Linked DNA regions of Homo sapiens: region 1 is linked to region 2. Evidence: chromatin contacts called from ENCODE POLR2A ChIA-PET data. All regions are on one chromosome and are shown on one strand. The core of a region is the stretch at or near the end of the contact, and the rest is flanking DNA. Distances in the headings are between cores, read along the strand shown. Region 1 holds the start of SEC23B (SEC23 homolog B, COPII component). Region 2 holds the start of CDS2 (CDP-diacylglycerol synthase 2).

Region 1 (6,871 bases), core at 2,575-5,074, about 13 Mb before region 2:
AAGCACATTTCACTTCCTCAAATTGGTTCAAGATAATGCTTCAGTTACTTTTCCCTTATTTTCTACATTTAGAAAATTAATAACCAGTGGCTATGCATTCACATATGGGCACATTAAATAAAAGCAATGAGAATGAAGTAAAAAATGTTCCCTCATATAAAAATTTTATGACACTCTCTACCTGTTTAAAAATCATTTCAAATAATGCCCACATTTAAAAGAAATAGGTCACTATCTCAGGCACAAAAAAAAAAAAAATTACACTTAACAAATTGTTAACAGTTAAAATTTCTTCTGCCTGCTACTTCTCCTTGCCATATAGCATCACTGTACCCGGGAAGCATGAGAAGACGGTCTAAGCTTTCGAATTCTTCTGGGAAATTACTTTAAGAGGAATCAATAAAGTCTACAGTTAAGCCAAAAGCAAACTGATTATCAGCCAAAAAAAAAGTGAATTACAAATCCTCTCCCTCTACCTCTACCTCATTCCTGTAAGATTCCAATTTTATCTGGAATTATCAGGCCAGGGAGATTTCTACAAATATTCACCACTTACTACTCACCACAAGAATCGTTTAGGAGTCTCATCATCTACTACTTATCACAAATTTGATGACCTGCCCAAATTTAATGACTTTTATGAGCATCACATAAAATTCATAATATATTGTATTTATCATTTTTACCAGTTTCAAAAGAATCCATACCAAAGTGGGTTGAGAACAGCTTTACAAGTTGGCCTGCTGCAAAGCACAGGTTCATATTGTACAGGAGGTAGGTCTGGACGTTCTTTCAAAGGAGTAAGGAGACAAGCCAGGGGTACAACCATTCTTGTAGCCTCCAGCCGGCTGGAAGGCCACACGTTCCAACTAAAACGCACACCATCCCGTTCTTCATTCTGCTGGATGAACTCCAGGTATGTCGCCATAGTCTAAAAGGGAACTGAAGATAAAACTTTAATTACCTTAATGGTATGTGAAATTCTGAACTAAATGTCAAAAAAAGAAGATGGGTCATGTAACACAGTGTTTCTCTTTTTTTCCCATCTCAGCTCACTGCAGCCTCCACCTCCCGGGTTCAAGCGATTCTCCTGCCACAGCCTCCCAAGTAGCTGGGATTACAAGCCTGTGCCACCAAGCCCGGCTAATTTTTTGTATTTTTAGTAGAGGCAGGGTTTCACCATGTTGGCCAGGCTGGTCTCAAACTCCTGACCTCAGGTGATCCACCCGCCTTGGCCTTCCAAAGTGCTGGGATTACAGGCGTGACCCACTGTACCCGGCCCAACTAACACAGTGTTTCTTAAATACTTGGGAAGAACCTGTTGCTGTAGAATGACAGTATTTCTTTTCCATCTGATACCCAAAAGTCAGTTAACCGCACAGTTATCATTGATCACTGCTCCTTTCTCACCTCTCCTTTCAAGCACTTAAAAATAAATCAAAGGAGTGGGAGGTTTACAATCACCTGATCATCTCCAAACTACATGTAGTTAAACACTACTACTTCAAACCTCCTCACAGATCACACGTCCTATCAGTCAAGCCAATTTCAGCCCCTTGCTCAAGGGTAAGTCTTGAACCCTGTTTCGGCATCCAACTATCTTCCTCTCTAATCTCCTTCCTTTCTTCCTCTATTAAATTTTACATTCCAAGTGATTTTTTTTTCAGTAGCGGGGGGGTGCTCATTCCCTTCCGCACTTTGTTAACTTTGGAGAAAAGAGCTGGATACTGATCTTCAAGTTTGGTTCATAATGGGAACCAGTTTTGAGCTAAATTATTTCTACTTGGTATTACCAAAATTACTATTATGCTGAGTCTCACCAGAACCTCTTTCCTCACCACGGTTGCTTATGTTCATGCCTTGACAGGCTGTGGTCAAGGCCAGGTGTGGTGGCTCACACCTATACTCGCAGCACTTTGGGAGGCTGAGATGGGCGGATCACGAGGTCAGGAGTTCAAGACCAGCCTGGCCAACACAGTGAAACTCCGTCTCTACTAAAAATACAAAAATTAGCCAGGTGTGGTGGCACGTGCCCATAGTCCCAGCTACTCAGGAGGTTGAGGCAGGAGAATCGTCTGAACTCGGGAGGCAGAGATTGCAGTGAGGCGAGACAATGCCATTGCACAGCCTGGGCGACAGAGCCAGACTCTGTTTCAAAAAAAAAATGAAGACTGTGGTCAGTAAAACTGTCCTACAGGCTAAACTCTCAAACCCAGATGATCCCAACTTCATTGAGTATTTATACATCCTGTTCATATCCTAAAATCTAGGGTAACACACAACTCAGCTATTGGGGTTCAAGGGAACAAGCCCCTCAAGAAAAGTAGTAAAAAGGCAAATTAAAGAGTCTATCAAATTAAAGTGGCCTCTCGCGCCCACTTCCTGAATATGGATAACAACTGTCTGTTATTTTGGGAAGTACCATACTGTAAATAATTTTGATTAAGGCAATAATATTGCATGGCTAGAAAAGCAAATGAATTACTCTACTACATAAAGCCCAGAACACAAGAATTCCAATGTTTGCTCCAACTGAAACTCTAAGAAATCTGTTTATTTCTGGCAACGGCAAGAACCTGAAGCACTGTGTGCACAGGAAGCACTCTGGAGCTTCATGGGAAGCAAAGGGATAACTAAAGTCGGAATGAAAGCAAGTTCTATCACAACTCTCAGCAAGTATGTCAGCAGATTTCATTAAATAACCGTCTCTCTCTCAAAACGTTCTTTATTAAAAGGCACTGGCGGCCGGGCGCGGTGGCTCACGCCTGTAATCCCAGCACTTTGGGCGACCGAGGCCGGTGGATGACCTGAGGTCAGGAATTCAAGACCAGCCTGGCCAACATGGCAAAACCCCGTCTCTACTAAAAATACAAAAATTAGCTGGGCGTGGTGGCAGGTGCCTGTAATCCCAGCTACTCGGGAGGCTGCGGCAGGGAGGACTGCTTGACCTTGGGAGGCATTGGTTGCAGTGAGCCGAGATCACGCCACTGCACTCCAGCCTGGGCGACAGAGCGAGACTCCATCTCAAAAAAAAAAAAAAAAAAAAAGAAGCTACTGCCTCCATCTAATGGTTTCCAAGCATGTACAGCCTAAGACCTGCTCCCTCCTTTTCCTACTGCCTGTTTCCCTCACCCTTCTAGGGTCTGGATTCTTAGCAGTGGACACATAATCCAAGGGGACTATAGAAGGTCCACTAATCATCTGAAGTTATGCGCATGAGGGAATATGCCGTTTTTCTAGGGAGATGGGTCCATAGCTTTTACCAAAGTATCGGGGAAGGTATCTGAAGAGGTAAATAACTGAAAGTATGAATTAGTGAATGAATGAAAGGCCTGGAAAGATAACAGGAGAATATGCCAAAAAATCTGAACCACCCTTATCGCGCCAACTCGTAACTTCTCAGGACACAGTGACCATGTGTATGTAAGAATAAGTGAGGTTTAATCCTTGAAGGGAGTCCAAGGACCTGGGTTCCAGTTCCAGCTGTCATGAAGCAAAAGTCGTTTCACTTGTCTGAGTCTTGAGTTTCTCAACTATAAAACGGGACTTGGGTCCTTCCAGGTGTGCGCACTCCGCAATTCTGGGGAAACTGGAGCCAGAAATCGGTCCCGGCCTGGTGCGGGACGACATCCGCAGGGGACTCCCGGATCATCCATTCCCCCGCTACCCTAAACTGTCAAGAAAAGGCCTCCTCCCAGAAGCCGCTCACCTCGCCCCCGGCAGAAACTCATACCCGTGCCCTCGGCCCTCCGTCACCTATGCGCCCCGCTCACCTGGCCGGAGCCGCTCACCTAGCTAGAGCCGTCCTCACCCACAGCTGCAACAAGCAGGCTCCGGCTCCCACCGCCAAGTCCAGCTCAGCTCTCAACCGATTGGCCAGCGCCCCAGCGCGTCATGCCACGGCGCTGTCCACTGGCCAATCAAAGAGCGCTTCTCCGACGGACTGGAGGAAGCGAGAGACTCAGAGAAGCTCTGCCACCATCTTGGAACAGGGCAAGACAGGTGTATGTCGCACTTCAAAACGAGAGTTCCTCGGAACACGTTTCCCCACCCCTAAACGTTTCTGTTTCAGAAAACCCCGGCGCCTGCCGCACCGTTGCCTAAGCGCAGCCAGCGCTCCTCAGAGGTTCGCCCTGATACAATATGACATCCGCTCGTCTCAGTGGGAAGTCCCGCTGATCGCCTTAGCTACCGGAAAGCGAGAACGATGACGTATGCTCGCGGAACAGGGAGCTGCACTGGTTGGAAGAAACTAAGGCTGCCGGAAGAAGGCATTAGCATGCGGAAGGGGCGGGGCGGGTGGTGAGCGCGGCGGCGCTTACGCACTTGCTGGTTTGGGAGTCGGTCTCTGTGGTTAAGTTTGAAGTACAGAGGTGTGGTGGTGCTTCACGTTACAAGCTCTCCTACCGTCGCTTGCTGTAATGTCTTGGCGCTCTCAGCGGAGGCTGGCACTAGCGCACAGTCCCTGTCATCCTTCTACATGGAGATAAATAATTGAGAACTGTAATATTCAACCATTTTAGGAGAGTAAGCTTAGAAATACATGGAACATAACTTTCTTTTAAAAAATAATTCCAACGTTTAGATTTAGGGGGTACACTGCGTATTTGTTACCTGGCTATGAGGTTTCGAATTCGAATGAGCTGGTCACCCAGATACTGAGCATAGTACCCAAGTTTTTCAGCCCCTCCCTGCCTCCCTCCCCACTCTAGTAGTCCCCAGCGTCTATTAATGTCACCTTTGTGTCCATGTGTGCCCAATGCTTAGCTCCCACTTTCAAGTGAGAACATGTATTTGGTTTTCTGCTTCTGCGTTAATTCTTTTAGGATCATGGCCTCCAGATGCATCCATGTTGCTGCAAAAGGCGCGATAGAACACAACTGTATAAAGCCACCACAACCATTTTTACACACGCTGACAAGTGGCAAACATGAACACATCATTACTGTGACTCAGAGTTGTAGTCTCTGTAGCATATAAAAATAAGCAAAACGATGTAAACATAAAATTATGCAAGAACATATCTAGGCATCCAAGAAGTATCCATTAATTAGCTCAATTTAATACTAAGTTTTAAGTTATCTACAGATCATAGAAATTATTAATAGTTTAAGGCACAAAGAAACAATTACTGTTAAATGTGAGAATGATTCAGTTTTGTTGAACAAATTCACATTTTTCAGGATCTTAAACAATGTAATGTTAATATTAGCTTATCAATAGTAAACTTTTATAAATTTAGGAAGTTCAGATTAATTATTCTCGGTAAGGAAACAAACTCAAAATGTACACATGTATAATACTTAACACTGAGAAAAGACATAGCTGGGATTTTTTTTAACCAAAACTTAATATTATTCGCCAAAGATTTGCCTTGATTATTTGAACCTGGATTCTTTCTGTACTAGCAATTTCTGTAAGAAAGATTGTTATAGGACCATCAGGTTCGATTGTCCATTGTGCGGTAACAGAAAGAATAGGAGTTGCAGCAGATAAAGAGTTCCATAATCAAGTGGCAGCCAAATGAGGAGACAAGAGCAATCCTCAAATCCACCTCCCCAAGAGATTAGAGATGGCATTTTTAAGAAGTCTGGAGGGGCAATGGGCTAAAGTGTGGGGATTTCTGATTGGTCAGGAAGTGAGAGGTGAAGTCATGGGACAGGGAGATGAAGAAACTTCATTCCAGTGTTGTTTCTTGGTGGAGGTCTTTATTTATTTATTTAAAAAAATTTTTTTTTTGTAAAGCAGGGTCTCACTTTGTTGCCCAGGCTAGTCTCAAACTCCGGGCTTCAGGCGATCCTCTCACCTTGGCCTCCCAAAGTGCTAAGATTACAGGCGTGAGCCACTGTGCCCTTCCTGGTGGGGATCCCTAGACAGTTTGGCATCAGCTGTTTTGTGGGAATTCAGGATCTGAAAAATACCTTAAGCAATTCCTGGGTACAAAGAGCTAGTGTCAGAGATTCTGTGGATAGGAGCAATCAGGGAGTAGGTGATCAGTGTGCTGCAAGGCTTTTGGTTAGTTAGCAGCTGCAGGGAAGTGAATTGAAGGGCACCAATGCACCCTGGTCAGTGCCTAACTAACCTGCCTAAAGGCTGGCTTGTAATCTTGTTAACCCTGTCAGGATGGTTTCAGCATTTTTAAGAAATTTTGCATGCATAAGTTTAATTTACTTATTTTCTGGAATTTTAGAAATAATTGATTTACATGTGTTTGTTTCCATAAGTGAATTATAACAGAGCTCCTTTAAGACATGAAATAATATAACTTATTAAAACTTTACAAAGGTAGTAAGATTTTTTTACTCCCACAACAAGAGGGGAAGGCCTTTGTTGATTACAGCCGGGAAGACACATAGACACATAGCATATAGCTTTGGTTCTGCAACTTTGGCCACAGGTCGAAAGTAAATTCAGAAACATAAAAATTCAGTGGACTAGATAACAAAAAGCTGTTCTCCTTCCCAATGGGCATGGAAGTCTTAACTGATTTGAACTCATAAGTAGACAAAAAGGCAAACAAACAAAAAGACTAACAAACCAGATTTTTCATCATCTCTTATCCAAAAGAGAATAGATCTCTAAAAACTATTAATTCACTTAAAGAGATCACCAAATGTTCAGAATGTAAAACCTAGTTCCTAATTTTTTTTTTTTTTTCTGAATGAGGCAATGTATTAACCCAGCATGGTTTGTTCCAATGCTTCTTGTTGGCAGCTGCCACCTGTCCGGCAATTCTGCCCAGATCTCTCTGTCCCTGAGGTGTCAGTTTGCGGCCCCCATCTTGGTCCTTTTCCACCATTTTCAGCCCCTCCAGGGCTTGGAGGACCCGGCGGAGGACACTCTTGAAGCCTCGGCCGAAGTGGCTGGGCAT
Region 2 (6,698 bases), core at 79-2,578:
CTTGTGCTTTCTTCCTTCTGGGTGTCTCCCTAATGTCCGTTGCGTCCAGTCATCAAAAAGTTACAGGCTGCATTAGGGGAAGCCGTGAGCCTGGTGTAAGGCAACAGGGATTGGTGGGAACCGATGATCCTCAGCTCCAGCCAACCATTGAGCAGGTGACAAAGTGATGGTGGACCCTCCAATTATCTAAGACAGGCAAGAAATTTAGATTGTTAGGAGAAACTTTCTGATTTTTAAGGCAATATGTGGGCCAAAGAAAACATCTACAGGTCACTCATGGGCAATCCCGAGTGAACCAGGCTCCCTCAGTCTGGTCCAGGCTCCCTCAGTCCCTTCTACACATCACTGTCTGATCAGTTTCCCAAACACAGGGCTCCTGATCACTGCTATCTCGGAAAGCACAACTACTGCTACAAAGTCCTATACTGCCATTCAACCTCCACAGTAATAAAACCAATCCCTACCTTCCTTAACTCCCCTACACAGATCTTTCACTTCACCCAAAGGAGTCCACTCCCCCACCCGTCACCCCCGCCACTGTCCCCGCCAAGATGGCCTCCTTCCTACTCTCCTCCCCTACCCACCAGAGCCCACACGGTGCAGGAAACAACCCATCAACCGGGAGGACGCCCTCCAACACCTGCTGATGACGGACTGGCTCACTGGGTAACACCCCTTTGCTCAAAGCCGATGATTTCATGCCCAAGAAGGGATTTACATCTCCCAGGAGGCAAATGCTATGGCCTTGTCCTGATTCCCCCACCCCCCAAAATAATAACATTGTAAAAGGGAACGGAGAGCCTAAGTTGCGCTCAGAGGAGCCGCCTCCCTAAGAAGGCTCTGCATATCTTCACCTCCAGGAAGGCCTCACGGAGTTGGGGGAGAGGGGAGTCCCCGCAGCCAGCCCAGCGAGGCAGGAGGCCGTGCGCCACTCCCGAGAAGCTCCTTCCTGCGCCCCGGGGGAGCCACTTCAGTCAGACCCTGAGCCGGGACCCCGACCCGCCGACCCCTGACGCGCGCGCCGCGAAGGCCGGGCACCCGAGGGCCCTTCGCGCTACCCGGGCCCGGGGCCGCCGTCGGCTGCGACAAAGGGTCAGAGAACAAGACGACCCCTCTGCGCGCGTCCCCCGCAGGCCTCCCGGATGCGCCGCTGTCCCGGCCGCGCCCACCCCGACGCTGCCGCTACCTTGTCCTCGGGTGGCGCAACCGGCTCATGGGCCACCCTCTGCCTCAGCTCTGTCATCCTGGGAAAATCGGCCCGACGTCGCCGCGAGCTAGCAGCGAAGCCGCCGGAGCAGGCAGCTCGGCGCGGGCACGCGCGGACTCCCACGGCCGGCCCCGCCCCGCCCGGGAGGCGCGCGGCTCTGAGCGGCTCACAGTTCCCTTAGCAGCCCAGCAGCCAGCCCTGGAGCTCGGCCCCACCCAGTGCCGTCACCGCCCTTTCACCCGGGCCGAGCGGGGTCAGCCTTCCCTAGCCCCGACCCGAGAGCTCCCTCTCCCGGGAGCAGGGCTCGGAGCGAGTGCGCACGCGCAGCGCCACCATCACGGTCCGGAATATCCACCAATGGCGCAAATACGCCAGGGAGGCAGGGCGACGGGGGCGGGGCGGGGCGGAGCAGAGTCGAGAGGCGCGCATTGGACGGCAGCGTCAGGGGCGGGAAAAGGCGTGCGTTTCAGTGTGCGATTAGCCAATGGGAGCTCCCGCTTAACCGCGGATGGCCGGAGCTGGCGCCCTGGTTCTGGAGGTAACCGGTTACTGAGGGCGAGAAGCGCCACCCGGAGGCTCTAGCCTGACAAATGCTTGCTGACCTGGGCCAGAGCTCTTCCCTTACGCAAGTAAGTAGACGTTATTTAGGTCGAATGGAAAGGCCAGGTGAGCCGACCTGGTTAAGAGCATTTTATCACTTATCACATGATGAGAAATGAAACCCACGCTTCAGTCTGCTTTGCTTTGCCAAGCGGTCGCTAGTACTTGTTAAGCACTAATTGTATACTAGGCACTGAGCTGAGTAATCGCTTTAGTTGGCTTATCTCGTTTAATCCACACATGGCTTGGAAGTGGGTATGATTTGAATTTTACAGTTAAGATCTTCCTCAGTGGTTTGTTTGTTTGTTCGTTTGTTTGTTTGTTTTGTGACGGAGTCTCGCTCTGTCGCCCAGGCTGGAGTGCAGTGGCATGATCTCGACTCACTGCAACCTCTGCCTCCCGGGCGCAAACAATTCCAAGGTGCGCGCCACCACGCCCGGCTAACTTTTGTATTTTTAGTAGAGACGGGGTTTCACCATATTGGTCAGGCTGGTCTCGAACTCCTGACCTCAGGTGATCCGTCCGCCTCCGCCTTCCAAAGTGCTGGGATTACAGGCGTGAGCCACCGAGCCTGGCCCTTCCTCAGTTTTTCAAATTTGTCTTCTGGACTATGGAAAGACCTTTTTTGGGACAGAAGTGCTGTCTACTTTGTTTACTGTGCATCCTCTATGTCTTTGACACATCCATTGTAAGTACTTGTTGGATGGATTTAAAACTTTTAAAAGGACCTTAGCCAAGGTCTCCCAGCTAGAAAGTGCCTAGTAAGAATTAGAACACAAACAGGTTTGTTACCAGCCCACACTCTAACCACCATACTATACTGCCTGCCTGCATTTATTAATACTTGTGTTGCTCCAGCATTGCCTTTGGTGTTTCCTGTTCTTTCTATTCACTGCCCTGTAAGTGATGTAAAACACATATAACACTGCGTCCCCAACTTAAGCATACTGTAATCTCACAATGAGACACTTGCACACAAAAGAATTGCAATTTCGTTTTTTAAAAAAATATAATTTTACATTTTTCTTCTTTTCAATTTTTAAATTTTAATTAATTTATTTCTCCTTTTTTTAGAGACAGGGTCTCACTATGTTGCCCAGACTGGTCTTGAACTCCTGGGTTCAAGAGATCCTCCCGCCTAGGTCTCCCAAAGTGCTGGGATTACAGGCATGAGCTACCATGCCTGGCTAAAATTTCCTATTGGTAATTTTGACCTGAGCTGTGAGTTTTGGGGCAGGTAGTGAGAATTCTGAAAACAGCATTATATATTCCTGATTTCTATATGAGTATATGCCCGAGTAGCTTGGACTACAGGTGTGCAGCACCACACCCAGCTAACTTTTAAATTTTTGTGTAGCGATGAAGTCTCACTTTATTGCTTAGGCTGGTCTTAAACTCCTGGGCTCGAGCAATCCTCCCACATAGGCCTCCTAAAGTTCTGGGATTACAGGCATGAGCCACAGCACTCGAGCAAGATGATCTTCTAAGACAGGTGAAGATGTTAGTGTCTAGAACTTCACCTTCAGGGGCACGTAGGTATGAAAGGTCATATCTAAGTGAGTGTCATGTCAGTCCTTCTAGAAACTCAGCTGCTCCTTTTCAAATCCAGCCTAATAAAAGGAGGCTTGGAGAATCAATGCACATAAGTCAGAATTATAGAATGCACAGCATGATTACTAGGATGGATAACATGTGGTCTGAACAAACTTCTCATCCATTACACTCAGCCCTCTCAGGTTAATGGAACTCAGATCAAGTATATTCCTGAAGTCAGTACTGTGTGACGAACAGGGGTCTGGTGGAAGTGATGCTAATAGGGCTTTAGGCCAGCTTTAGAGCCCTTCTCTCTCTCTCTTTTCGTTTTTTGTTTTCTTTTTGTTTGTTTTTTGTTTTTTTTTTTTAGACAGTTTCCCTCTTGTTGCTCAGGCTGGAGTGCAATGGTGTGATCTCGGCTCACTGCAACCTCCGCCTCCCAGGTTCAAGCAATTCTCCTGTCTCAGCCTCCCGAGTAGCTGGGACTACAGGCGCCCGCCACCACAGCTGGCTAATTTTTGTATTTTTAGTAGAGACAGGGGTTTTAGGTCAGGCTGGTTTTGAATTCTTGACCTCAGGTGATCCGCCCACCTGGGCCTCCCAAAGTGCTGGGATTACAGGCATCAGCCACTGCACCTGGCTCAAGAAACATTCTTAAGCATGCTTGATCTTGGTAAATGCCCCTGATTTCTTCTGTAGGAAAAAACCCTAGAGATCGAATTTCTGTGTCAAAGAATAAGTAAAATTCTAAGGCTTTTGATACACATTTCTAAGTTTCCACCAGAAAAATTATACCAATGTATACTCCCACTTGCAATGTATTTAAGTGCCTACTTCCTTGAATCCTTCCTAACACACCAGGTGTTAACATGATTTTTATTAATTTGGTAGGTTAAAATTCTGTCTCCATTGAATTTACATTTCTTTGCTTATTAATGTGGCTAACAAACTTCACGTTTATGAAGACTAGGACTGGACAGTGGAGGCCAGATACCTCTGGCTTTTTGTTTAGATGAATAAATTTTCTATTTCTCTTAATCCATTCAAGTTGAGTTCTCTGTCACTGAAACCTAAACTATACTAACCAATATAATCCTTTGAGGCATACTGAAGTCTTAAAACTTGTATGGTTATTCATTATGTTTTATGGGTTTTTTTCTTATGTTTGGAAGCCCATAGGAAGATCTCATAAATATTTACCAAAATATTTTTCCATTTCTTATTGGGTCAAGATTTGAATTTGAATTCTTTATCTAGAATTTAGTGAATAATTATTAGGAAAAGTCTTTTTTTTTTTTTTTGAGATGGAGGTTTGCTCTGTCACCCAGGCTGGAGTACAGTGGCGCAATCTTGGTTCACTGCAACCTCTGCCTCCCGGGTTCAAGCAATTCTCCTGCGTCAGCCTCCCTAGTATCTGGAATTACAGGTGTGCACCACCACGCCCAGCTAATTTTTGTATTTTTAGTAGAGACGGGGTTTCACCATGTTGGCCTGGCTGGTCTCGAACTCCTGACCTCAGATGATCCACCTACCTCAGCCTCCCAAAGTTCTGGGATTACAGGCATGAGCCACTGCGCCCATCCAGAAAAGTCTACAGCTTTTATTCTTTTCTAATAGTTTAACCAATTATCTGATCAAAATTTACTTCATTCTTTCTCCCACTGATCCAATAGTACCTTTACTAGATGTTAGAGTAGCCACTTAAAATGTAAATTGGATCACATCAAAGATCTGCTGTTGACCACATTCCCTTGCACTTTTAGAGAGCCTACAAAGTCCTGCAAGAGCTCACCCCAGCCTCTCTGCAACCTCACCTTGCACCACTCTTGCTTCAGACACATCAGTCTGAGTTCTACATCAAACTTGTCTGAATATATTCCAAGTATGCTGACCTTTATAATCATGCTATTCTCTCAGCCTAGAATGCTTTTTTCCAACTCTCCAAGCAGCTGTCTTCTCTGATAAGATGCTACCTCCTCAGAGAGGCCTTCTCTGACCACAGTCATAGGCATGTTTATGTCCTCATTTCAGTTTAACATAAAATTTACGTAACTGTACACCTCTTTATCATTTGACACTTTTAGGAGGACATCACTTCTGTAATAGAGCAGAAATAAACAGATTGATGTACATGGTGGATCCCCCATGGATAGAGTTTGTCATTTAAAATGTCTTCAAATCTATTACATGTAATTTGGCATTAAACCAAAATGTTATTATGTAAGCAGACAGAACTGAAACAGAGTAGTGGAGCATATGCATTTGTTTTTAGTGAAGCAAATGTTCCTCACTGGAGGAAGGAACACATTCCACATTTTGCAAAGGAACTGAGATTTTAACGGACCCAAGAAAGGAAAAGAACCACAAACAGATGATGCTGTATTATGTTTTGATATTGAGATGTATGCAAATGGGTAGTCCATCACACATAAAGCAAGAAAGTGCCAACATCAAAACTTACAAATGAGTAGCAGAGGCTTGCAAGAAATTCCAGAGACAATAGAATAGCACTATTGAAAAATACTGCATCATCAATACCCTTGACAACACAGAGTAGGATATTATACAGAAAAACAGCAGAATCAGCAACTAACTGAGTGGAGAAACAGTAGGAATGCCTTAACCAATGTAGCTTAAATTTTTTCATGTTTGCACAAGAGTAATATATAATAAGAATGTTTTTAAAGTCTAAAAGTTCTTTTAAAACAAAATAGACCCGGGCGCGGTGGCTCATGCCTGTAATCCCAGCACTTTGGGAGGCCAAGGCAGGCAGATCACATGAGGTCAGGAGTTCAAGACCAACCTGGCCAACATGGCAAAACCCCGTCTCTACTAAAAATACAAAAATTAGCCAGGTGTGATGGCGCATGCCTGTAATCCTAGCTATTCAGGAGGCTGAGGCATGAGAATTGCTTGAACCCAGGAGGCGGAGATTGCGGTTAGCCAAGATCACACCACTGCACTCCAGCCTGGGTGATAGAGTGAGACTCTGTCTCAGAAAAAAAAAAAAGAAAAAGAAAAAGAAAAAAAAAAAGAAATTCTAAGTGATAAAGCATTGTGTAACAGTTTGAGGCTGGGCACAGTGGCTCATGCCTGTAATCTCACACTTTGGGAGACCGATTGGGAAGATTGCTTGAGCCCAGGAGTTGGAGACCAGCCAGAGCGACATAGTGGGACCTTCTCTCTACAAAAACATTTAAAAATTAGCCAGGTACAGTGGTGCACCCCTGTAGTCCCAGCTATTTGGGAGGTGGCAAGAGGATCTCTCGAGCCTAGAAGTTGGAGGTGGCAGTGAGTAGTCATCTTGCCACTGCACTCCAGCCTGGGTGTCAAAGGGAGACTCCCCTCTCTAGAAAAT

Evidence for each region. ChIA-PET counts read pairs that join two places held with the same protein, here RNA polymerase II (POLR2A).
Region 1: POLR2A ChIA-PET joins it to region 2 with 13 read pairs in PC-9. The contact joins the promoter of SEC23B here to the promoter of CDS2 in region 2. POLR2A ChIA-PET finds 5 or more read pairs at or near these places in 2 of 52 experiments (PC-3 and PC-9).

What each region holds. Positions count from the first base shown.
Region 1 is chr20:18,504,893-18,511,763 of GRCh38, reverse strand. SEC23B (SEC23 homolog B, COPII component) reads right to left here and starts at 3,824. Exons shown (of 20, transcript NM_006363.6): 1 at 3,792-3,824; 2 at 708-942. The coding sequence starts at 928. It also overlaps the pseudogene RPS19P1. RefSeq lists enhancers at 3,554-3,603, 3,954-4,283.
Region 2 is chr20:5,121,638-5,128,335 of GRCh38, reverse strand. CDS2 (CDP-diacylglycerol synthase 2) reads right to left here and starts at 1,328. Exons shown (of 13, transcript NM_003818.4): 1 at 1,187-1,328. The coding sequence starts at 1,243. It also overlaps a transcript of PCNA not described here. RefSeq lists enhancers at 490-579, 1,156-1,657 and a silencer at 920-1,839.